Regions from separate parts of the Homo sapiens genome. Here all the other regions are linked to region 2. Evidence: chromatin loops called from intact Hi-C (ENCODE). Cell type or tissue: Caco-2. All regions are shown on one strand. Region 1 holds the start of PITX2 (paired like homeodomain 2). Region 2 has its middle 99 kb from the start of MIR297. Region 3 has its middle 13 kb from the start of PITX2.

Evidence for each region. A loop is a pair of places that touch in the nucleus more often than their neighbours do. Peaks named below come from ENCODE experiments on the same cell type or tissue, not always from the same donor. Only the 100,000 strongest peaks of a DNase experiment are listed, where the experiment ranks them.
Region 1: it touches region 2 in a loop (5-fold over the local background); 39 of 110 quality-filtered maps call a loop at or near these places.
Region 3: it touches region 2 in a loop (8-fold over the local background); 39 of 110 quality-filtered maps call a loop at or near these places.

The regions. Positions count from the first base shown.
Region 1 is chr4:110,619,637-110,627,636 of GRCh38, reverse strand. It overlaps PITX2 (paired like homeodomain 2), which reads left to right and starts at 4,560. Exons shown (of 3, transcript NM_000325.6): 1 at 4,560-5,381; 2 at 6,268-6,473. The coding sequence starts at 5,177. RefSeq lists enhancers at 187-686, 687-1,188, 5,952-6,604, 7,259-7,910, 7,911-8,000 and a silencer at 4,500-4,589. In Caco-2, no CTCF peak of the experiment used is centred here; DNase peaks (open chromatin) are centred at 1,536, 4,416, 5,296 and 6,576; H3K4me3 peaks cover 3,036 bases.
Region 2 is chr4:110,955,671-110,963,670 of GRCh38, reverse strand. No RefSeq gene overlaps it. Among named protein-coding and RNA genes, the nearest start is that of MIR297, 99 kb to the right of the region's middle. In Caco-2, CTCF peaks have their summits at 3,955 and 4,160 (motif pointing right); no DNase peak of the experiment used is centred here.
Region 3 is chr4:110,632,198-110,640,197 of GRCh38, reverse strand. It overlaps a transcript of PITX2 not described here. Among named protein-coding and RNA genes, the nearest start is that of PITX2, 13 kb to the right of the region's middle. RefSeq lists enhancers at 506-1,101, 1,837-2,337, 7,369-7,881. In Caco-2, no CTCF peak of the experiment used is centred here; DNase peaks (open chromatin) are centred at 2,527, 3,117 and 3,577; H3K4me3 peaks cover 3,096 bases.

The sequences.
Region 1 (8,000 bases), 340 kb after region 2:
TTTCCTGACCTGGATATCTATGCTCAATTTCATATTCCACCCTTCCTTCCCCTTCTCCAAACACATGTGCTATACCATTCTCCTTATTTTACTTAGTTCGGCAAGTAGTTGCTTTCTGGAGACTCAGTGACACCTAGGAAAACTGTGGCAGTAACATGCAAATGTGAGGAAGCATTAACAGCATGTTCGTTGAGTGATTTTAGCAAATGCCCCCTCCTCTAATCTCTTTCTCTTCTCTTCCCCAGGCCACTGTGAGGTGGTAACTCCCACTGCCATCTGAACACTGTTCCCCCAGGTAGTTACCCCAAATCTCAAATGGTTGAGCAGCTAGAGCTGTGGGTTGGAAAAATGGGTACCATTTGCAGGGACCCAGAGAGGGTGGCTGTTGCTCAATATATCTACAGACTTCCAATTCAGAAAATAATCTTCCCCTTTTGACAAGCCAGAGCTTTTTAAATTCCATTTAGGAAATGGGGAAAAGGACAGCTACAGTGAAGCTTTTAATTTCTGGGTTATTTGGTTCCATAGCTATGAGGGGTGGTGGGTAGTGGACTGTTTTCAGCTTGGTTTGTATGCAGAGAAAAGCCAGATATTGGAGGGGGTGGGGCACTTCTCGGGCAGGATGCAAGGTCTCCATCTGACCTCTGCGCCTTACCAGGAGCTCACACACTCACGCCCATCACGTGGCTCCAAGCTGAGTCCAGGCGGGCCTCGTCCTTGAGCTAGCTTGGGCAGGGCAGGACTCCCACCCGTCTAAGGCCTAACAGCTCAGGGAGATGTCTAATTAAGCCATCTTCTGGGTGAACTCTGAAGACAGACTCTTTCCAAAAGTCAGAGATCACTTGGTTGAGTCCCAGGCCAGATTGATACGGAGAGTTTGGCGGCACAGCCCAACCGCTCACTGCCATGGCCAGAGGGACTTTGCACAACTAACACTGAAGAGTGTGAAATTAAATAAGACTTTAAGACTGGTAATCGGTGGCAAATACCAGCACAAAACACGGCTGACCCCATGTCACACATTTCCCTCCTCTAGGGTCTTTCTTTGAAAGAATAAGCAAGAAACCCCAATCGAGACAACCCCTGATGTCTCCCAGACTCAAAACCTCACGCCGGCACTGGGCTTTCCTTCTTTGCCCCACGTGAGCCATGCAGCACCTCTAGTTTCCCTACCAGGATCCCACCAATGTTCTCCGTATTGGAAATTTCTGTGTTAGAGGCTGAACTCATAGTAATTTCTAAAACCAATTAAGAAGAACTTAGCCAGAGGTCACAGTAATGCTGGAATCACAAAATGCATAAGATTTATTTTCTTCTGGCCCCTTTCTCATCCATGCTGCCTATGCCTGTGCACCCACAAGTCTTATGTACATTAAATCTCCAAAATCAACCACCACCATGCCACAGAGTTTTCACTGGACAGTGTTTCTTAGTTCCCACCACATACCTCCTTTTCCCCATGCAGACTTATCATGTTGGTGTCCTGCCACACAGGGGGCCTGAGAAGAATGTCACCCAATCGCCGCTGCTGTGAGTGTGTAAAGTGATTAGGAGATTAGGAGAATGTTGAAACTCCTGCTGGAAAAATGCAAAGAAAATCCTCACTTTGAGTCAGTTGTTTACAGAGCCAGTGTGTGTGTGCGTGTGTGTGTCTGTAATATAAAATGGATGTGAATATATATATACAAATAGATATGGTTTTGCTTTTACTTTAATCTGAATTATCTAGATAATTGTCTTTATTCACCACTTGACTTCAATGGGTCCACACAAATTAGGACACCTTATCTTTTTAGGCATCTAGGCTGCTGCTGATCCCCAGTGCTTCCAACATCTCGCACACGTTGGCACTATGAGGAGCAGTCACGTGCCCTTGGGTTTTTCAACCACTTTGGAGGCTGATTGAGGTCCTTCATACATGTATATTTGTCGTGATGAAAGTTCCATCGGTAGAGTGGAGCCACCAGAGCTTTTATCAAAATTCTGTGGGTTTATGAGAGATGGGTTTAGAAATCTATATGGCTCTGTGGGGCTTCTCGGCTTTCTAAAATAAGGCATTAACACCCAAGCTTCCAAAAATATTTGCAGCTCTGGGGTTTGAATCTTGAAAAACAAGGAGTGAGGGGCTGTGTATACTAACTACAGTGGAGATTTTTTTCATTCTTTAATGTGATGGAGTCCCTTCATGAAATGAAGCTTTAAGGGGCATGGTATTGTGGGGACCACAGCTATTCTGAGGTTTAAAAGAAGAAACTGGAATATGATTAGTAAACACATTCAGCAGAAAAGAGCTGGATTCTTATTGACTTAGTTATAGGTCATCGGCTGGCAGTGCAATGGGAGGAAATATTTACTTTACACATATACTTTATGATCTTGGGGGAATTAGAGGAAATTCAATAAGAAAACGGCTAGAAACATTTAAAACCCTTATTTAAAAGACTTAAGCAAATTAGAGTCTTATCAGATTAAAAACCACTACAAATGTAAGAGCATTGTCTTCAGTGAAACGCTGTGGGGTCTGAGAAGGAGATTCTCCGCCAAATCTCCGGGATAAAATGCGTCATTTAAGCACCAGATAATGAGCAGAATGTAAATTAATTTAACCTTCTTTACCAACAGGCTGCTAGTGTAATGTGTATAATTTAGTGATAAGATTGCAGGACCTAATATAGCTGGATGTATGAGCCTCAGCTAATGCAGACCTGTCACATGAGGATGTGTTTTACTCTGAGCAGGTGTCTGTATGTGTGGAATGGGGTAAAGTGGAATAAAAGGTTAAAAGCAGAAATGCTGATTTAAAGCTTACTATGAAGAAATTCCTCCCTTGCAGCTAAATTATTCTTAAAGTGGGATGATACTGGTGAAGAAAGACTGAAAAACAATTCTCATGTGCGTCTTTGGACTGCAAGTTTAAAATGGGGAGGAGTTGCAGATAGGGTTTGGGGGTGGTCAGGGCAAAGGAGAGACACATAAGTTGCAAATATATTTGTAGTCTGCTTCATCCACTTTGTTCCACATCGAATAAGTTTCCCAATCTTGTGAACAAGGACAAGGAGGGAGTGTTTTAAAGATACTTCATGCTGGCATTGCAAATCATTGACTGTAATGTCAAACAAATACACATTCAGAGATGATAACACTAACTCCATAGTAAAACAATCGCCCATGCAGAAACCCAGAGGAGATTAGTTTGTCCTCTCCAGCTGACCTATGCTGGGGGACAAAAGGACTTTCAAAAATTATTTTGAATATGTTTGGATTTCTTTCTTTAATTTCTTTGGAAATTAAATTTGCTTGGAAACAGTGCTATAAAGAGTTGATGTCTCCAAAGGTGATTTTTTTTGTTTTATATAAATAAGGTTTTGCTTTTGCTAGTTGAGCGCAGTTCTAGGCTTTTCGCCCTTAGCTCACACACACCCCTTCTGCCTGCTTGGACTTTAATGGCTCAAGACAGCCTTGAGCTCACTGGGAAAAGAAAATGACTGTTAAAAATTATCCTTGAAATTGGTTATTTGGCAACATTCTTAATTGTATGGAAATTCATTAAGGCATATTTCATATATAATTAGCTCAAGGTTGTTGATTCTACAGGCTTTATGGATTTAAATCTGATTGATAATAAAGTAAACAAGAGAGTCGAATTTAAAGCGTGGCTCTCTCGGGTTAGGACGAGCTTAATACAGTGTACAAGGAATTTGAAAGATCTAGGATATGTGTCTTAATCAACGTTAAGTAGAATGGATAAGCTTTCAGCATTTTGAAAACGCTGGGTTAGGGTTTCTCTTCTATTGTGTGTTTTCTGTCTGGGGACTAATAAGCATCACAGAGAACGTGATCTGAGGCGACTTTTTATTCTTGTATAAATCCAGAGTGAACCACCAAACAGTTGTTCGTTTAAAGTCAAGGTAATTTTCTTTTGACGGGTCCATTTGCTTCTCGATTTCTAATTTATTAGCCTGCCTTTTCAGGGCTCTGTCTTCTTTGCAATTAAAGCTTCTTCAGATTAGCGCAGCATTCACTTGACAGGCTGTTTGGAAAATTTAAGATCGGAGAGGTGATTTGTTGCTGTTTTTCAAATTTTCTAGTTTTAAGTAACGTGTCTCCTTTTTATATGGGGTGGGGGATTGGAAATGGATGTAGTGAGACACAAAGAGTGGGTGTCTTGTTGATCCTTGTACCTTTCTCTTCTTGACCATTCCACTCTCTTCTCCCAAGCCTTCGACTCCTAGCCTCATCTCTTCACCTTTGGGTTCGTACTAAAAGCCGGATCGCCTTGGGCTGGGCAGGAGCTGAATTCCCGGGAGCTTGCCTGTGTAGACCCAGTGCGCACGGCGAGGCAGTAGCCCGGCCCCGCACTGCTGATAGGTGCAGGCAGGACAGTCCCTCCACCGCGGCTCGGGGCGTCCTGATTGGTGCGGAGCCACGTCAGTCGCACCCGGAGAAGGGTCTGGGAGGAGGCGGAGGCGGAGAGGGCTGGGGAGGGCCGCGGCGGAGTGACGTCTCGGCACCAGGAAGCCCGCCTCTGGTTTTAAGATGTTAGGCCAACAGGGAAGCGCGGAGCCGCAGATCTGGTCCGTCGCTCGCCTGGGTGCCTGGAGCTGAGCTGCGGCAAGGCCCGGCTCCTGTTCGACCGCCCGAGGGGTGTGCGTGTGCGCGTTGCGGAGGGTGCGCTCAGAGGGCCGCGTCGTGGCTGCAGCGGCTGCTGCCGCCGCAGGGGATCTAATATCACCTACCTGTCCCTGTCACTCTTGACACTTCTCTGTCAGGGCTGCCGCGTGGGGGGGGGGCGGGCAGAGCGCGGTCGGCGTTAGCTTTCCTTATTGGAGGGGTTCTTGGGGGAGGGAGGGAGAGAAGAAGGGGGTCTTTGCCCACTCTTGTTTCGCTTTGGAGCTTGGAAGCCTGCTCCCTAAAGACGCTCTGAGTGGTGCCCTTCTGCCCACATCCCATGTCTTCGTTTGCCCGCTGACTTTCCGTCTCCGGACTTTTTCGCTTGAGCCTTCCGGAGGAGACGGGGGCAGCTTGGCTTGAGAACTCGGCGGGGGTTGCGTCCCCTGGCTCTCCCCGCAGCGGGGAAACTCCGCGCCTAGAGCGCGACCCGGAGCGGGCAGCGGCGGCTACGGGGGCTCGGCGGGGCAGTAGCCAAGGACTAGTAGAGCGTCGCGCTCCCTCGTCCATGAACTGCATGAAAGGCCCGCTTCACTTGGAGCACCGAGCAGCGGGGACCAAGCTGTCGGCCGTCTCCTCATCTTCCTGTCACCATCCCCAGCCGTTAGCCATGGCTTCGGTTCTGGCTCCCGGTCAGCCCCGGTCGCTGGACTCCTCCAAGCACAGGCTGGAGGTGCACACCATCTCCGACACCTCCAGCCCGGAGGCCGCAGGTAAGGCGCCGCGCCGCCCTGCAGACATTCCCGCTCAGCTGCTCTGCGCCACCCGCTCCCTCTCGCCCCAAGGAAGTCAGCCCCTCCGGGGGGAGGCGTGGTGGGAGTGGTCGTTCGCCTGGCTCCCCGCAGAACTTCCGGGAGCCGGAATTTTGACTACCCCGCATCCCTTTAGTTCTCCCTCGACCGGCCCGGCTCCTGGGGCGCTAAGGGCGCGAGCAATTCTGCCGCCCTCTCTATTCGTACCCTGGCCTCCCTTCTGTTTCCTGGGTCACAAAAATCCCAGCATCTTGATTCGAGGACCTTCAGAGGCCGCCGACCTCTGTCCCTGTTTTCCTCTCGGCTTTCAGCTCCCGAGGAGCTCCACTCGTTAGGAAATTGCCTGAAACCACTCAGAAATGCCCTTCGCGAAGAGGCATTTTTTTTTTTTTTTTGGGAAAGGGCCGGCGAACTTCGGTGCCCAACCGAATCCCCACATCTTTTCCTAGCCTTCCCAAACCGCATGGAAATCTGAGCTTTCTGCGAGGGGGAGGGGGGTCTGTAAACCACGCGCGTGTGCGCGTCCCAGGAGATTTGGTGTGTCTGCGCAGAGGTGTATAAATATACTTGAAAGCACAGGCTATAAAAGTGAATGTGCCGCTGCAGTGAGATAAACATGTAAATAAAACGTGCGGCGCTGGGGGAGGGGAGGAAATGGGGCGCGGACACCCACACTTGCGCCTGCACACCCCACAGGCGCAGCGCTCCTCGCGGCCCGGAGCCGCCGCGCGCACCCTCCTCCGGCGCCAGGCAGCCCAGCTCTTCCACGGCTTCTGCCGCCGGTCCAGTTGGCGTCCGCGTTGCAGGTGGGCATGCTGACGGGAAAGTGTGTGTGTTTCGTTTTCAGAGAAAGATAAAAGCCAGCAGGGGAAGAATGAGGACGTGGGCGCCGAGGACCCGTCTAAGAAGAAGCGGCAAAGGCGGCAGCGGACTCACTTTACCAGCCAGCAGCTCCAGGAGCTGGAGGCCACTTTCCAGAGGAACCGCTACCCGGACATGTCCACACGCGAAGAAATCGCTGTGTGGACCAACCTTACGGAAGCCCGAGTCCGGGTAGGAGCCAGCACGGAGTCTGGGAGGGATGGGGGGAGGATGTTGTGGAGGTACAGGCCAAGTAGACCAGGAGAGAATGTGGAAGGCAGCGCCGCCTGGGAGGGCGCCGGTGGGGCGCAGCTTTGCAAAGGCAGAAGGCCTCGCGGCGGCCTGGTTGCGAGATTACAGTTCCCTCTCCGAGGCCGACAGGACTGCCGCCCTGGCTCAGGCTCCCAGAGCGGCACCGGCTCACTGCCCCGCCATCCCGCGATCTCACGAGCTGGGCTGCATGGGCAATCCCCTGCACAGGACATTGTGTTCCTGGCTTGCAGTTGCCAGAGCAGAGCTAATAAAATCCCTACCAGGCCAAGAGCCGCGAACAGGCTCCAACCTGTGAGCCTTTAACAAGGAAAACCCGCCAGAGACACGGAAGAGTTGGCCCTCCCTGGGAAACCTTTGTCCCGGCCCTGGCCCAGCTTTTTCCCTCCTGGGCTCGCGCTTCTTACACCTTCTTTACGGTTGTTTCGGCCATTCAGGTCTCTCCCACACACCCTATTTCCTAGTTTTGTGATCTCCGGGAGCAAAGTTTTAATACACAACTACTAGTCCTCTTAGAAGGAGAAAGAAAAAAAGAAGAAAGACTTTTCTGCTTGGTTTATTTATCTTCTCTCAGGAGTTGAACTCTGGAAATTGAAACTCACACCCCCTCTTCTAAATTATAATCATAGTTTTGTAAAAAGGGCTTACCTTAACTTTGTAGCAAATCTGTACTTTATGGATTGGCAAAAATGAGCTCAAATAAATAACCCAATAGCAACGTCCTGGTTTATGCTGGTCGGTGGAAGATTCCAAATTTGTTAGGATTCTGGAAGCAGAAAACAGAATCAAGCAAATCAAGCGGCATCCAGAGGCTTTGCTGTTAAAAAAAAAAAATTAAGTGCTCTGGGTAGAAAAAATAAAGCCCCCGGTTAGAGCAGAGCAAACAAAAAGAAGAAAACAACGATAAAAAGAATAAAGACCAAAATGCTCTCCCAAATCAGAGGGAATGAAGACACTCTCTGGGTGGCATTTGTGCAAGGCATGAGGCTATGCTGGTGGATAAAAGGCCGGGAAGAAGTTGAAAATGGTTTTAGTTTAACTGTCCAGAGCCAGAGCTGGGTCCTGGGCGGCGTGGTTTTGAGCAAGGTCAGTCTTTCATTAGCTCTCTTGCACATCAAGGGAACGGGCCTCTCACGTACTCTTCTCGCCTGAGCAAAGTTTAGATGGCCTAGGGTAGAAATGGCAAGTAATTAAAGACAGAGTCTATGGGTTTTCTGGGATCCTTCGAAAACGCCCTCCCACCCCGCCCGCTATTCCGCAGCTCCACCCTAGTGCTTTGTAGCCGCGGCGCTGGGCTCTCCTTGCAGCTGCCTCTCCTTCCAGGGCGGCTGCTTGTCGAGCCAAGTGGGAGTGAGGCGTGCTTTTTATAGCAGTCGGGTGCAAAGAGGAAGGGGGATAAAAAGGAAATCAAGAATGAAAGGAAAAAGAGAAAAAGCGGATTACACGGCT
Region 2 (8,000 bases):
TTAAAACAAAGTGATATAACACAAGTTCAATATTAAGTAACTTACATAAAATTTTGGTATTCAAATTTGTATGCCTGAACCTTAGATGTTTCCCTCATATTACATCTGTGGAGATCACATTCCCCATCAAGAAGCAGTTTATTACGTACCTCAAGATTTCTAGACATTATTTTTAGGAGCCAGGCTCTTTCTGACATATGATAAGACAGGAAATTTAGATGTGATCAGATTTAGTAACAGAGCATAATTGCTTTGCGTATAGCTAATGCTGTCCTTTCAAGATTATTAAGAGAATAGTTCAGCTTTATGGTATTATATATTTAAGTTGCCTTGTACATAGTATTCTGTGAGGCCTGGAATATTTGATATCTGATCATTATAATGTTATTTGGGAGAAATAAAGTAGAAAGTTTCTTCCTTTGGTCTTTTACATACAAAATGGCATTAAATTTTAAAATACATAATAGAGATGTTTATATTAATACATATGTATACGTTTCTATGTTTGTTTAACATAGGATTTAAAAGATAGATAAAAGAATTTACCTGGAAAAAGAGGAGCATGAAAAATACTCACCAACTCTAATACATAGTAACAAAAATGTTGTACTAGGATAATACAAACTGCTGCCATGGCTATTTAAAGACAATAAAATCCTATTTTACAAATTTCAGCTGCTAATAACCAGCATTCTTTCTAACTGCTTAAATACTGCAGTAAGACTTATAATGCCACTGTGAAATCATAAGCTAGTATTTCAAAGGTGTTGTATCTGTTACAAATTTAATCTTCACTGCTTTGTCACAACTGATTTCATCCCAGCAGCTTGGAGATGCAGCATAACAACATTCTTGTTGTCCTAGACAACCTGAACCAAACTGTTAAATACCTGCCTGATGCCCATGAATGACTATAATATCGCCTATGGAATCTCCCAACAACCACCCTCAAAATGTGCAATTAGTCTGTTCCAGTTAATAGGAGGAAAAATGTATGCTTTACGACGTTCACAAATTGTAGGCATTTTAATGGCAGAGACAGAAATTCTGTGCTATATTTCATAAATGGCACAGTATTGTGTTCATTGTATTAAAAATATTCTGCTTTTAATACTTTATATTAGGACATTTCACAACTGTGTAAAGTAAGTTAACATAGGTTTGAATCTAAAGTAATTTTCTTCCCACATGAGGAAATATACTATTTCATTAACTATAATGGATATTAGAAGTCCGTTTGGTTTTTACATACCAAACATTTTTGTCTTTGAAATATGTTTCTGAAAAAACAGCTGTAAAGCAAATGTTTTTGCTTCCTCCCAGGTATACAGTGACACACCGTTTGCGGTAGAAGCGAGGTGAAATGATCTGAACAACTGAAAGAATTTGTGTTCATGAAGTTGCTCAGACAAGGAGCTGATGGAGCAGGGCATTGAAATCTCCTTGCATATTGGAGTTTAATTATAAAGCATTAGGTTAAATTTAACTCCTCAGAATCATTATGAAAATTTGTAACTCTCTGGGACAATTTTAGATCCATCAACTGGCACATAAATTTAGCACTCATACACTATATGTAGAAGTGTGTAAATATGCAAGCAGCCACCCCCACCCCATAACAATGCTGTGTTATTATTCCACAAGACAACACTTTTGAATCTGAAATCTTTTAAAATTACTAATCTGTTGCTCTTCTCATGGAACATCTTAACTACTTCATTTGAATGTACTATTTAAATAATACTAGGAAGTAGTTCTCAATGAATATTTAATTACTGAGTACTATGGTTTAAATCTTCCAACCAAGAAAAATAATGCATAGAAAATTATATTTATTATATATCTCAAAAACTGTTGAAAATTCTGAAGTTCTAGCAAAGATCACTATTCTTTATGAAATACACATCATCATTACAATGTCTGTGTTAGACATAGTATGAATATGATCTGTATGTCTTCAGTGAATTCAATAACTTAGAAGATGTCACAATGTAACTTCCAAAAAAATGAGAACACAATTTTGTTTATACGAAGACCTGGCATAAAATAAAATATGAATGAATCATTTTTAACACAAGATACAAAAACTCAGTTTGCAGGCAAATTAAGCAAAAACAAAATGTGCTTATTGTAAATATCCTATCCTTATTAGGAAACAATTACATTGTTTTCAGTAGATTTTTAATTCCTCTTGATGTGCCACTTAAAATGATTTGATTCCAAACTACTAGTGATGCAAGTTTAAACACATCCTTTAACTAGCATGGTAGTGACATATATTAAGTTGCCCATATGCAATTCACACTTGTGACTTTTCTCTGCCATTCATGAATTATGCAATTATCCCTAACTCATGGAAATGAAAGTGCATTAACTGCCCACTGTCATGTATTGTCTCTTTCTATGTCCTTGCGCACATATTTCCACGGCTCATTATTCATGGATGCATCTATGCAAGTGTAAATGTACACACATAATATGGAAATAGTCACACATGGATAAATAGCAACCAGACACTTGTTTGTAAAGATCTATGTACTTCATTCCAAACAACAAAATTTAATGAGGAACACCTCTATCCTTGTTATGGATGCCGCAAGGTAAACAAAACGGATGCCATTGTTATAAAGTAATAGAGGGATTTTCTCACACAGGAAGGAATGAAGTTGTTGGTGTACAAACCTGAAACAGCACCCTTTCATCTCTGACAACTGTTTTTCTAGCTTTTTCCCCCATTAAGAAATATGCTTTTCAGCACTGATTGAAATCTCACTGGAACACTATTCAAAAAATACTGACTGTACCTTGTGTTCCTAATCCTTATCTTTTCTCCATGAATGTTAAGATAGACTTGTAATGATGGCATTTCATTCCTAGAGAAAACAATTGTTTAAAATAAAGAGTTTTGGGGAAATTAAAATATTGCGTTTTCTCCATTGAATGTTATGGTCATGTAGGTGATTCCAAATTTTGAATTGAGCATCGAAACAATTTGCTCCTGACGTGATGTATTCCTCAGGAAAGTTCTCTGATTTTAGTCTAATAAGCACTAGTGAGCACACACGTGCAATGATCTGTGATAAGGGCAATCATGAGGATTCCTTCTGATTTACATTATTTCTAACATAAACAGATTGCCTCGATTGAGGTAATTATTTCTAACTAAATAGAATGAATTTTATCAGATATTCAGGTTGTAATTTGCATATAATAAAGTTTTTTAAAATGTTGCCTCAGGCAATAAAAGCAATATTTATTGACTTAAACAAAAGTAAAATATTTTTTCCACAGCACAGATTTTTTATTGCAGATAGTAAAAATTTCATGTTCAGAATTTCTTAAAAATGTTATTTCAGCAAGATAGCCCATTCAGTGTAAACCATATCTACATAAAATTAATTGGAACATGCTTTTTTTGAAAAACAATTATTTCATAATCATCTAAGTACTTTATTAAATATTATTTAAAATTAAAACTGAAATCATATAGATTCATAAAGAGATTTCAGTGGTATCTTTATTATATATTAAGAAAATGAAATACTTGATGTCAATATTTTGCTGAAAAATGCAGCTTTTCTTCATGATTATACATGCTTCTCTTTTTAATTATTTGATTCTTTTCCTAAGCAAATTTAAAATCAACCATCTTTGTTATACCTAGATAGTTAGACAAACCTTAAATCATTCTCACTAAATATTGTTAAATATTTTGTTAGTTAAGTTATATTTCAAATTCTGCTGCATTTCTCAAGTTACAAATAAATTTCATGATTCTCACATTTTATAGATATTGATAATATGTAAGAAATCTACTCATTTTAATTAGACACAGTGTGACTGAAAAGCTAAAAAGAAAAATGCTGGTAAGTAAAAGATCAATTTCAAAATCGGAAAGACAATAAAATAAACAGGTGGAAATATTCCCCATTTTAAGTTGCAGTATGTAGGAAATGCTTTTCTTTTTAGGAGAAACTTTTTAACAGGTCCTATTACTGCTAAAGTACAACAGAAATCAAATGTGTTAATCTCTAACACACTATATTTTTTATGTATGTAAGTTGTGATTCACAGAAATACTTTTGCCAAGGCAATAAAAATACCCAAGAATAATTTAGGATAAACACAAGTTTTCATTACTTTTCAGTAATTTCACTGACATCATAGATAATGTGTGACCAGTAGAAGGCACTGTTACAATAAATATATACATACAGCTGCTCATTTACAAACTGGTTGGACATTCTGATTAGAGTTTTACCAACTTTTTACAGCACAAATATTCTTTTCATGTAGACATTAAGTTATAAATTTGTCCTGTAAATGTGAAGAAAAAACTCATTGTGTAACTCTTTCTTGTGTAATTTTCAGTTGGATTTCAGCCCATTTACAATTTTATTACCCTCATTTTTAATTTAATTCATAAAAAAATTATGTGGTCACACTTACCACCCTTAGCACTGCATTTAAGGAATGTTGCTCTCTTGAGAAAGAACTCAGACTGTTGCAGGATTAGACATAGATTCATGTAGACCTTGCTTCAAAACAAGCTTCTGATTTCATTCTTTTTAACCTTTAGAGGTTTGATCATAATTTGCTAGAGCATGCAGGCATGGTCTTTTAATGGAACTGCTTGGATGTATAAAAACACCTCTAATTAAATCTCTGTGAAACATACCACTAACAATGTTGTTTAGTTTGTGTTCGTATACAAAAGCTCTTGAATACCTCTCCAAGTTTACAAAATCCACGTTAAAGGAGCCAGCATTGCAAAAAAATGTTACGGCATATGTTTGGATTTTTGTATTTCAGAGTCCTGACTACTTTATCTGAATTACAGATTTAGAGCTTTGTTATGTGTGATAGTTATGATAATATGATCACTAAAGGCACAGAGACAGGGAGACTCAAATCCCTTTGAAAATCCCTTTCTCTATTTCCTACAGCTGCTGCAGGAGTTTAATATCTGATAGAATGATGAAAAAGAACAGGCCGAACTCCAGTTTTAATAAAAATTTTAACAGGTCTACATATAGTTATGAAAAATGTTATTTGCAATGCCGATTTTTAATAAAATTTTCTTAAACCAAAGAAAAAATCCTCAAGGGGAACCTGATATGAATGTGTTTTTCATATGTACTATTTAAGGCTCTTTAAAGGTTATGAAAGTGATTGATAAAATAAGTTCTATTCTATACAACACAAACCTAAACGTACTTGCACTTTTGCATTTTAATCAAATAAATAAGCAAAGCTTTCATTTTGTGTGTTGGATCAGAAACAAATATTATCATATTGTGTAGTCAATTTTTATTCTTAGCAAGAAAAATTCATATTATTAAATGATGGCATTTTTAAACAAGTCAAAGCACTGCTAACACACACATTAAAGTAGTCTATCATCTATGAATGTATGATACTAAGAAATAATACATTCTCATGAAATTGGAATTGTGCTTCTTGTGTTTTTTGAATTTAAGAAATCATATGAAGTTTGAAGACTTTTTCTTCACAAGAGAAAATAAACACATTAGGTATGACAAAATGAAATTTAATTTAACCCAAGAGCTTCATAACTTATAAAGAATCTCTCTATAAAGTAAAAACGTCCTAAATGAAGGGTCTCATATGCAGTGGCCTGTGTGGGTGCCCTGTACTGTAATTACCCATTCATCATGATAACACAGCCTGGAAAACAGTCATGAGATAACAAGGCCGGGTCCCCAAAGTATCTATGTTCACAAAAAATAGAAACAAAGTGTTTCTAGGAAATCAGAAAGACATTTTCATTTACCGATCTAATCTACAGCAACTACAAAATAGGAGCTCCTTGTAACTTCCAATATGCTAAACACAATCAAGGAGTTCAGTTTTAAGCCTTAAAATGTGTGAGTTGTTATTATTTCCATTAAAACCATTGCATTCTAGTAAAACACTGATTTTCTAGCAACACTGACCTTGTCATTGTTTCTGAAACATTTTGAATATCATAGAAAGACTTTTTAACACAATATGCCATGTGTAATATATTAACATTTTCTTTAAAAACTTGATAGACTTTTTGAATTTAAAACTAGCTATACTAACAGAAGACAGCCACTATATTCTTTACAGAGGAGCATGCAAACTGTAACCATAAAGCACAGTCTTTATTTTATCCCTAAATAAATATTCACTTTCGAAAACATTAAATTTATTATGCACTGAAATAAGGAAAGGAAAGCATTACCAATCTTATTATAATACTAAGAATTCCAAGGCTAGAATAATAAGCAATATTCTAAACCTTTGGCCCTCTTGTACATTTTACAACAGGAAATTGACAGTTGTGGATTCGTGTCTTATTCATAATCCTACCATTTAACCATTTTTAAAAAACAACTTTTACAGTTCTAGAACCAAAATTATTGATGTATTTTGTTTACTTGATATTTTTCTGTATTTTTAGTTAAAAGACATATTTTTGAATGGGGCAAAATGGGGGGCAGGTGATCTTAATCAGGGGATTTGAGAAAAACTGGTGGACTCAAGGTAACAAGAATGAAAGAAAGAATAATTCATTGCTGGGACCATTTTCCCCCTTGATTTCTGTATTGCGATTACAGCAGATTACCTCCAACCAAATATGATTTATCAGATACTTGTAGACACCCTTGATAAATTACACAACTAGGAGTGCAAGTTTCTGATATCATATCTGAAATGTAAACACTTGCTTATAAAACCTATGATGCACAAAAAAAGATGAGACAAAACCAAACATCACTAAAATAATGCTTCAGCTTTAAGTATATCTTAAATTTCCTACATAAAGTATTTTCATGCTATTTTAAGAAAGACAATTGGATGTTTAATAAGAGCATTTGCTTTCAAATTGTAAACCAAACTACAATATGCTAGTTTAAACATGCTTTGACCAATTTCACTTTTTAAGATATTACAAGGCTCTAAAAAATAAAAACTGGAGATTTTAGTTTTTCCAGGAAATTTCCACAAACTATACAAATGTCCATATAAAATACGAAGTCATCTCATTTTAAGATATATATTCAAGCTTTTAATGGAAGCTCTCGTAAAAAAACTTAAATCTTACAGCCCCATGTGGCCATGTCAAACGACATGGATTTTCTGTGCATCAAAATAGACATTTTTTGTGTCTATTTTAGGCATTTCTGTGCTCTAAAATAGATATTTTTATTCAAATAAAATGAGACATTGTTAGATATTAGTTAACATAACTTATTTTACTCTCATAGAGCAAGAAACTATATTCTATAAGCAAGTTTCTTCCCCCCAAAATCAAATACACATAAATAAAATTAACTTTGATCAGAAGCCATATAAAATTACATGCTTTTATTTACTAATAAGTAATTTAATATTTTAAGAAATTCTGAATTTTTTCCTCCAAGTTTTACTACAGAGTGCTGCCAGGTTATTTGAGATTTCAGATATACACAGCCCCTGAACAAAACTGTCTATATATAGGTGAAGAAATAAGAGGTGGTCTCTTTTCTTCACAGATACTGTACATAGTAATTTTAATCCATGTTTTCATCTACATATTTCAAAGGGTTTAAGAATGCAGCATTTTGGGGGGGAAAATTATAACAACCTGAAAAGTTTAGGTTTCTATTTTTATTATTGAGGAAGTAGATGATATATTAAATATTATCTAAAATTATCTCTCTGCTTGACTTTCATGTTTCCATAGAAACCACTTGAGGTATTTCAAAGCCACAGTAACTCTAAACACTGGTCTTTATAAAAGCTTTTGTAAGCCTGACTGATGATTATTTTCCCCTCTAAAATTTAATGGTGGGATAAATCACACTGAATACATATATTTAGGTTTCCGATATACAATATTTTTTAAAATAAGTGCATTTTTATAAATACAGAGACATGGAGAATAAGAAATTCTCAAATAATACTGACTTTATTTTACTAAGAAACAGAGTATTACCCATTTTTCTGTATCTTCAAAACAAATTATCATG
Region 3 (8,000 bases), 320 kb after region 2:
CGCACTGGAGTTGTTTATGTAAAAATGTAACATCCTTGAAATTCACAGATACGTAAGGTTAGTGTCTCCCCTTCCCCAGGCTCCCAGTCCAGGCGATCTAGCCCTAAAGGAGCTAGTACCTTTGATGCTACAATCTTGTTTACATCTGCAGGGCAGAGAATTGCTTGCTTTGCTTGGACGCTCCCTCCACCCCCTTCTAATTTGAAGTAATCGGAATCTAAATACAGTCGCCAAGGCCCGCTCTTCCTTTACTGCTTTGACAAGGGAAAAACCTGAAATCCACGTCTTAAATCAGCTCGGTGGTTTGTAGCCCCCCAGCACCCTGCTTCTACGATTGCATGCCTAATGTATTCCCTGGTGATTCTGGGCATTAATTAGTTGTTTAATAGGAGTATGACTAAAAATGTAAAAGAAGGATTAGGAGCGTGAAACGTATGTCCAGCTCCTTCCACACACTCGAGGAGGGAATGAGAATCATTCTGTATCTTCTATTTCTCCAGGAGCCATTTGCATTTCCCACCAGCTGCTCACTTCAGCTGCACTGGCGCTGGGCAAGGCGAGGACCCAAAAGCTCAGCGCAGTGTCTGCGGCGGCCGGGACTGGGGTTAACCAGCCTCTGGCGGGCGAGACTCCAGACAGAAGGGGGGCGAGAGGAACGTGAGCTTCCCGAGCCCCTTCCTCTCAGCCCTGGTTTGCAAACCTCTGAAACCTGAAAGGGGAGGGAGTTGCACGCGCGTATCTTTGCGTCTTTTCAGCGCAACTCCCTTCCCTCTCCCTGTGTCTCTCCGCGGATCTCTGAATCTTTCTGTCTTTGGTTTTCTCATTCTCTTCCAACTTTTCCATGAGATTGCCTATCCTCGCCACCAGCTGAAGGCAAGGCCGTTCTGCTACGAGCGCCTCTTAATCTCTACAAAATGAAAAGAAAAAAAGGGAGGATTATTAGCCCATTACTCAGAGGAATGGGGAGGCTGCAAAAATCGTCGATGGGCAGAGGTGAAGATGTCTTTCTCGGACTGCACTTTCCGGTGTCCTGTAACTAGAGTTCAGTTGTGGGACTTGTTGAAGAAATTTGATTTTCTTGCCTCGGCGAGATTTCAAAAACCAGAAATAGAAATTCTCAGAGTCAGAGAGGAAATACAATTAAACAGCACGTGGGCATTTTCCCCCTCATTTCTCTCCCCTTAAATAACACTGCTTTGAGTTTCCACTGGGTAAAGAGAGAAAGTTTGAGTTTTCACGGATGTTACGTGGAGGTTAGAAATGGCTTAAAATGTAGATCTCTAATCAGTTTTCTTCGTGGCTGAAGAGGCTAACCCTTTCCATAAAATGAGTCCATCTGTCGACTGTTAGCTATTTCAAAGTGAAGGGATTTAGCACTCAAAACAAATTGAGCAAGTTTGTTTGCCTGTTTTTACTGCTAACTCAAATGAATTCAAAACACGGAGTAATTCAAGAAAACACATAACATGTTCCAGACAGCCCCCAAAAGTAGGGAAAGCCCAGCACCTATATAGTGACTAGGGTTAGTTTTAAGCGCCAAGCTTTTTTAAACGTATCTATTTTATGCACATTCTCCCGAGTCACTATATATTTCTAAAATTGCGAGTATTGGTATATTGATTTAGGAAGAGCAATACAACTTTTAGAGGGAACTTTATTCTCAATTAGGGACCAAAGAGATGTCTTTTTAATAGCGGGCCTGAGTTTTGCTCTCAAGCAGGAATTAATATTGGTGGGAAAATCCGAATCCAGGAGCAATGGCTGTGTTCCGGCACTTTCCAAAAACATACATTAACAGGATGCCCTTGAGATTGAAAAAACATTGTCCCATATGCCTGGCAGAAGCCTTCACACCTGGTCCTCCAGGCGAATTATATTTATAGTCCTTCCACTCAGAGGCAGGACAGAGCCAAAATATTCTGCTCACTACCAAAATACACATCTTTGCTCAAGTCAAGAAATCAGAAAATCAGGGTTCAGAAGTAAGGCACACTTTTCGAGTGAGAATATGCCCTGTAATTTCACATACTCTTTGCTTTGCAGGAGCAAATGTGGACTTGAGGGAAACTCTCTCCCCCACCCCCACTTCTATCCCGTGCAATTTAATACCATCCTCGCCAGGAACCTTAACCTCGTCATTTTAAAAAATGAGATATCCGTGACCCAGGGTGAACTTGTTGAATGTAGGTACAGCAGAGGAAATTCTAGACTCTATGAGCGTCTGAGCCTTGTCCAGTGCAAACCCTTCGTGAACACTGGGTCAGTGCGTGGCCGTGCCCACCTGTGCGCCGACACTCTCAGCATGCCTGGTCCACCCGCCTTGACCTCGGGCGCGGTGTCCCAGCTAAGCTGGGCCCAGCGTCCCGGCCTTCCCCAGCTGACAAGCCTAGCTCGTTCGCTCCCGGCTGTGGCCCTCCCACCCTCTCCCACTAGCTCACTCCATTCTTCTAGATTTCTCTTCACTCATCCTCTCCCATCCCCACCGCGCCCACCTCCACTCCCGCCCTCTACCGGTCTCTCACTTTCCTCCCTCCGCAGTCCCTCTTTGCTGTGACCTCTTTCCTCAACTCTGCAGGCCTGAAAGAAGGTCACACACGCACGCTCACACCCACACTCCACACGCCTCGTCCCAAACAACCCCATGAACATTGTCCTTTGTTCCGTCTCTTGGGCCACTTTCCCTGTCGCTTCCTCCCAGCCCGTCCTGATTTGCTCCCCAAAAGTACGTTTCTGTCTCCCCGCTGCCCTGGCGCTCCCCCTTTGATTTATTAGGGCTGCCGGGTTGGCGCAGATTGCTTTTTCTTCTCTTCCATCCCATCCTCCCTTCTGGTCCTCCTTTCCACAGTGGGAGTCCGTGCTCCTGCTCCTCGGTTGGCTCCTAAGTGCCCCGCCAGGTCCCCTCTCCTTTCGCTCTCCCGGCTCCGGCTCCCGACTCTTCGGCCCGCTGGCATCTGCTTCCCTCCCCTGCCTCGTTTCTCGTCGCCCCTGCTCGCTCCCCCCGGCGCTCGCCCGGGCGCTGTGCTCGCTCCTGGATCGCCAGCCGCGCAGCCGGGCTCGGCCGGCCGCCCGCGCGCCACTGTGCAGTGGAGTTTGGTGGAATCTCTGCTGACGTCACGTCACTCCCCACACGGAGTAGGAGCAGAGGGAAGAGAGAGGGATGAGAGGGAGGGAGAGGAGAGAGAGTGCGAGACCGAGCGAGAAAGCTGGAGAGGAGCAGAAAGAAACTGCCAGTGGCGGCTAGATTTCGGAGGCCCCAGTGCACCCGTGGACTCCTTCGGAACTTGGCACCCTCAGGAGCCCTGCAGTCCTCTCAGGCCCGGCTTTCGGGCGCTTGCCGTGCAGCCGGAGGCTCGGCTCGCTGGAAATCGCCCCGGGAAGCAGTGGGACGCGGAGACAGCAGCTCTCTCCCGGTAGCCGGTAAGTGGAGGCCATCTATCCCGCAGGGATGTGAGATAATGCGAGTCTGGAAATTTGTTCCACTTCGGAGAATCTTCACCGTAGGTGATTTGTGGCTTTTGGGGCTAAGTTTCGCCCAAGGTAACGCAGTCGGCAAACAGACCTTGCAAAGCCCTGTTCCTTTCGTCCCCCGCCACAGACACTAACAATCTACAGGGTGCTGAAGTCGAGAGGGAAGCCAGACCGTGGCTGGCATTTAAAACGAGGTATCTTCCCTTAAATCTCGGTGCCAACACTGCAGGAACAAATCCTCGGGCCAAGGATTAGCATTCTCAAGATAAAGGGCTGGGTACAAAGTTTCAGCTACTGGAAGATTAGCCCCCTTCCCATTGTTATCCATTGGGAAAAAAAAGAAAAGAAAAAGATTCCATCTTAACTGGCAGTTAGTGACCTCTCAGGCCCAAGCGAATTACCTGGGAGCCAGGCCTGGATGCCAAGCTCTCACCATTTCTTTGGATTGTAACTCCTTTAAATTGATCACCAGTCAACTCCAATCTGGCACTTCAGGAGATACACTTTAAATGGATGCAGAGAATTATTTTCCAGCTGGAGATTAAGAAAAAAATTTTCGATTCTAAACCTCCGAAATATGTTCCTCTTTTCCAGTTTAACCACTTTACTTTCTTAAGCAATTTAGAAATCAAACTATCATAAGGTGGTGTGATTTTTTTTTACTCTTTTGTGTGAGTATTGTCTTACTAAACTAAACGGAAAAAACTTTTACCATTATAAATGTAAATATCAGAATTCATACATTCTAAAATATTTTTATGAAAAATTAATCTGATTTAAAGAAATTTCCTTGCATTTGTTTTAGTCTATCAATCAAAACTAAAGATGCTTTTATCACACAAAATATCATTTTGGCAGAAATCCATCTAAAATTCAAATACCAATAATATCAAGAAAACAAAGCACATAAGCAAAATAAATTGAAGATTTTTGTTGATGTAACATGAGCATACAACATTTCAATAACCAAACTTTCCCTAAAAAATTAAATAGCCACTTCATTTGTGGAATGTTTTACTTTAACTCAGCAAAATTACACTTAAATTATTTAGGTGCTTTGTTCCTTAAGTTAAGCGTGTTTGTCTTCAAATGTTCCTAAAGCACTTATATTAATTGGTTGTAAAGAACGCATACACATGGTAAAATACAGAACTGAACTGAGCAGTATTTTAATTTCCTTAAATAATTACTTACTACAAATTAATTTACTGGCTAATTTCACAATTTAGTTCATTTAAAACACATGTTCCTGTGCTGTTTATTTTTAAACTTTCCATTAAAGATTTTGTTATGGGGTAACAAAGTGTATGAAAAGGGGGGAAATGTGAAAGGATCTGGGATTATTCGAACTGTATTTTTCCTGCACTTTCAGTCTTGCGGTAGTCATCAGAAATTATTTTTTAGCAAATTGTTTTATTTCTTAGGGCTTGCCTGCCTGCTTTGCCATGGTTCCTCGTCCTCCGTTAGCCGTGTAGTGCTTTTTGTGTGCTCACAATATAAAACCCAAGTTGGCCAAAACAAGAGTCCTTGGCATATACATTCCAACTAGAACATGAACTTTGGGGGTGAGAACTACCTCCCATCAGGAAAAGTCTCCCATCTCAATTTGTGAGATTAGCCATTGAAGCCAGTTCCGAAGTCTGGCAGCCAAATTTCTCACAGAAGACTTGTCTTGATAGGGCAAGTTTAAGGATCAGCAGGCGGGAATTGGAGGTCTCTTTTTAAAAAATTATCTTCCCCAGTTATTTAGACTCAGTTCTTCTAGTAGGCCTGGTCATTAAATGAAGCATAAAAATGCAAGTCTCAAGGCTCATTTTGACTGCAAAATAAATCTCCAAGTCACAAGGACATGTAGGAGTGAGCTAAGGAACACGCCTTGACCTTCTTTTCAGTCCTTAGAGTGGAGCTCTATGAGTTCTTGAAGATTTGTTTTGTATTGCTTTGTTTGGTCTTCAGCACTGAAGCACGGGGAAGTGGGGGGAAGAATGTGTAATAATTGACTGACTTTACACCAAGCAACGCAATCTTTTTCTTTTGTATATTTCATTCTTTAAAAAAAATAAATAAATAAAAACTATTTGCAGTTACCATCTGCAGTGCTCCGGCTACCAGCTAATAATGCAGCCAGTTCAGACATATAAAAAAAAAAGATTATCGAAATGATGATGACATGCAAATTTCCTCCGAAATTATCATAAGTAAACATTTGAAGTCTGGACTAATAAAATCCCATCTGTGTTACTTCATATCGAGTTAGTAGAAAGCTGTGATAATGAATTTTGTAATATCTCACGAACAGACATCTCAATCAGGGACTAATCCTGTGATTTTACTGCAGAATCACTAAATCTGGAGCCGCCAAACTGCTACTTCTGGGCCCACGGGCCCACAAGGATCGAATCGGCAGAGTCCCCGCCCGCGTTCTCGCTAGCGGGTGGGGGAACCGCCTGGCCGTCCCCACCCTGGATCCCCACGCCACAGCGCCGGGCAGCCCCTCCTGTAGGCAGCGACCTTGGCCAGAGGCTCCCCAGGGCCCAGCTCCCTTCAGGAGAGGCCGAGACGCAGGGAAACGGTACTCAGGCCAGAGGCAGGCCCGCAGCTCCCTGCCCCGCCTCTGTGCCTCCGCCAACCCGACAACGCTTGCTCCCACCCCGATCCCCGCACCCGCGCGAAGTGGGCCCTCCGGTCGTCGGCGTACCCTGGTTAGCGTGGAGAGAGGCAGGCGCTGAGATCGAAGGGGCCTAGGGAGCCCTGGACCTTCTTTTCTTGTCTTTAAAGCAACCGCGGCTCTTCTACCCACCCGGTGGAGCCCCTCGAGACCCACCTCTCCCGGCTTGCCTGTGGCAGAGAAGGGGGAGCGCGTTAAATGCTTGGCTCGCTGCGTTGTGGTTGAAAACGTGAAAAAGATTTGGCTCGCCCGGGAGAGAAAGGGGGAGAACTGGGTAGCAGTTATACCAGAGCTATTTCTCCGTCCTTGGCGGGCAGTAAACCCTCCAAGAACGTTTGCCCTGCTCTCCTCAGTCTCGCTCAGTCCACCCAGTGTCTCTCCTCTGCGATCTTAAATCATACTTTAGGGTAATTATTTGTAGTAAGTAAATAAATGGCCGGGTTAGTATCTCTAGGAGAAAGTGTGGCTAAATATGGAAAAGTGGCTCCTGATGGATGAGAGGCCCGAACTCAGCTCGCTCCTGAAACACCCTAGGCCAAGAGCCCGTTCGTTTCAGAATTACAGAAAACCGAGGGAAACTGCTGTCTAGGACAGGGGCACGTTGGCGCTGATGTTCTACAAATGTTTACCGAGCTCCAACTAATGGACAAGCACTGAAGGGTGGTCTTTGCATACAGCTTCCCAAAGAGAAAAGTCCTCTCCACCCACCCACTCCCGCTGCCATTGCGTTCAGATGAGTTCTTAACCCCGGCACCGAGATTCTTGAAAGTAGGTCCACAGCCTCCCCAGCACACTGTGGCTTTATAGTCCTCTAACCTCTGGGCACTTTTGCGGCAACTCTGGAGGGAGATCCCCTCTTGATAAATAAATGTCCTGGGCCCGAGGCTAGGCTGGAGATGCTGCTGCACAGCCAGAGGCTGTCAGGTCGGAAAAACACGCCTGAAGCCTAGCACACAGTAGGCGCCTAACAGCTAGTGTAACGTAGTCTCATCTGAGCCCTGCTCACTCGACGGCCGCCGCTTCTTACAGCCTTCCTTCTCTTCTGTTTTGCAGATAACGGGGAATGGAGACCAACTGCCGCAAACTGGTGTCGGCGTGTGTGCAATTAGGTAAGAACCCCCTTCTCCTGCCCGGGTCATCGGACGGGAGGCCGCGCCACGTGAGGGCGGCAAGAGGGCACTGGCCCTGCGGCGAGGCCCCAGCGAGGGGCGCTTCCCCGAGGGGCCAGCCTGGGCAGGAAGGAAATCAGAACCAAATCGCCAGTGGCCTCTCCCTGTGGCGGGGCGGTGGACTAGGAAGCAGCGGCGCGCTGTGTACCGAAGCCCCCCAGCCTACTCCTCCCGGCTGGAACCGCCGGCAACCGGGGAGGCGCAGAAAGAGTACGCCATCCTGCCCCGGGTTGCCAGAGGGTCCGGGGGACGGGGATGCCGTCAGCTCTTTCCTCTAACTGGGTCTTTGCTCTTTGTCCCTCTTTCTCCTCCGGCCTGCCTCGCCCCTCCCCCTCCTCCCGTCCCCGGCTCCTTTCGGCCGCGGTCCGGGACGCCTCTCTCCGCACGTGGGGCGGGCGCGCGCGTGGCCCAGGCGTGCAGCCGGCGGCCGTTGAATGTCTCTTCTCCAAAGACTCCGAAATCAAAAAGGTCGAGTTCACGGACTCTCCTGAGAGCCGAAAAGAGGCAGCCAGCAGCAAGTTCTTCCCGCGGCAGCATCCTGGCGCCAATGGTAAGGCCGGGAGGGAAGCGCAGGCCGCGCGCTGGGCACCCGCCTCCGGGACTCTGGGCCTCGGGCGAAGCGCAAGAAGGCGAGGCCGCCAGACCTGACGCGCCTGCTGCTTGAACTTAGACACTCCGCCTCTGGGTGGGACGGG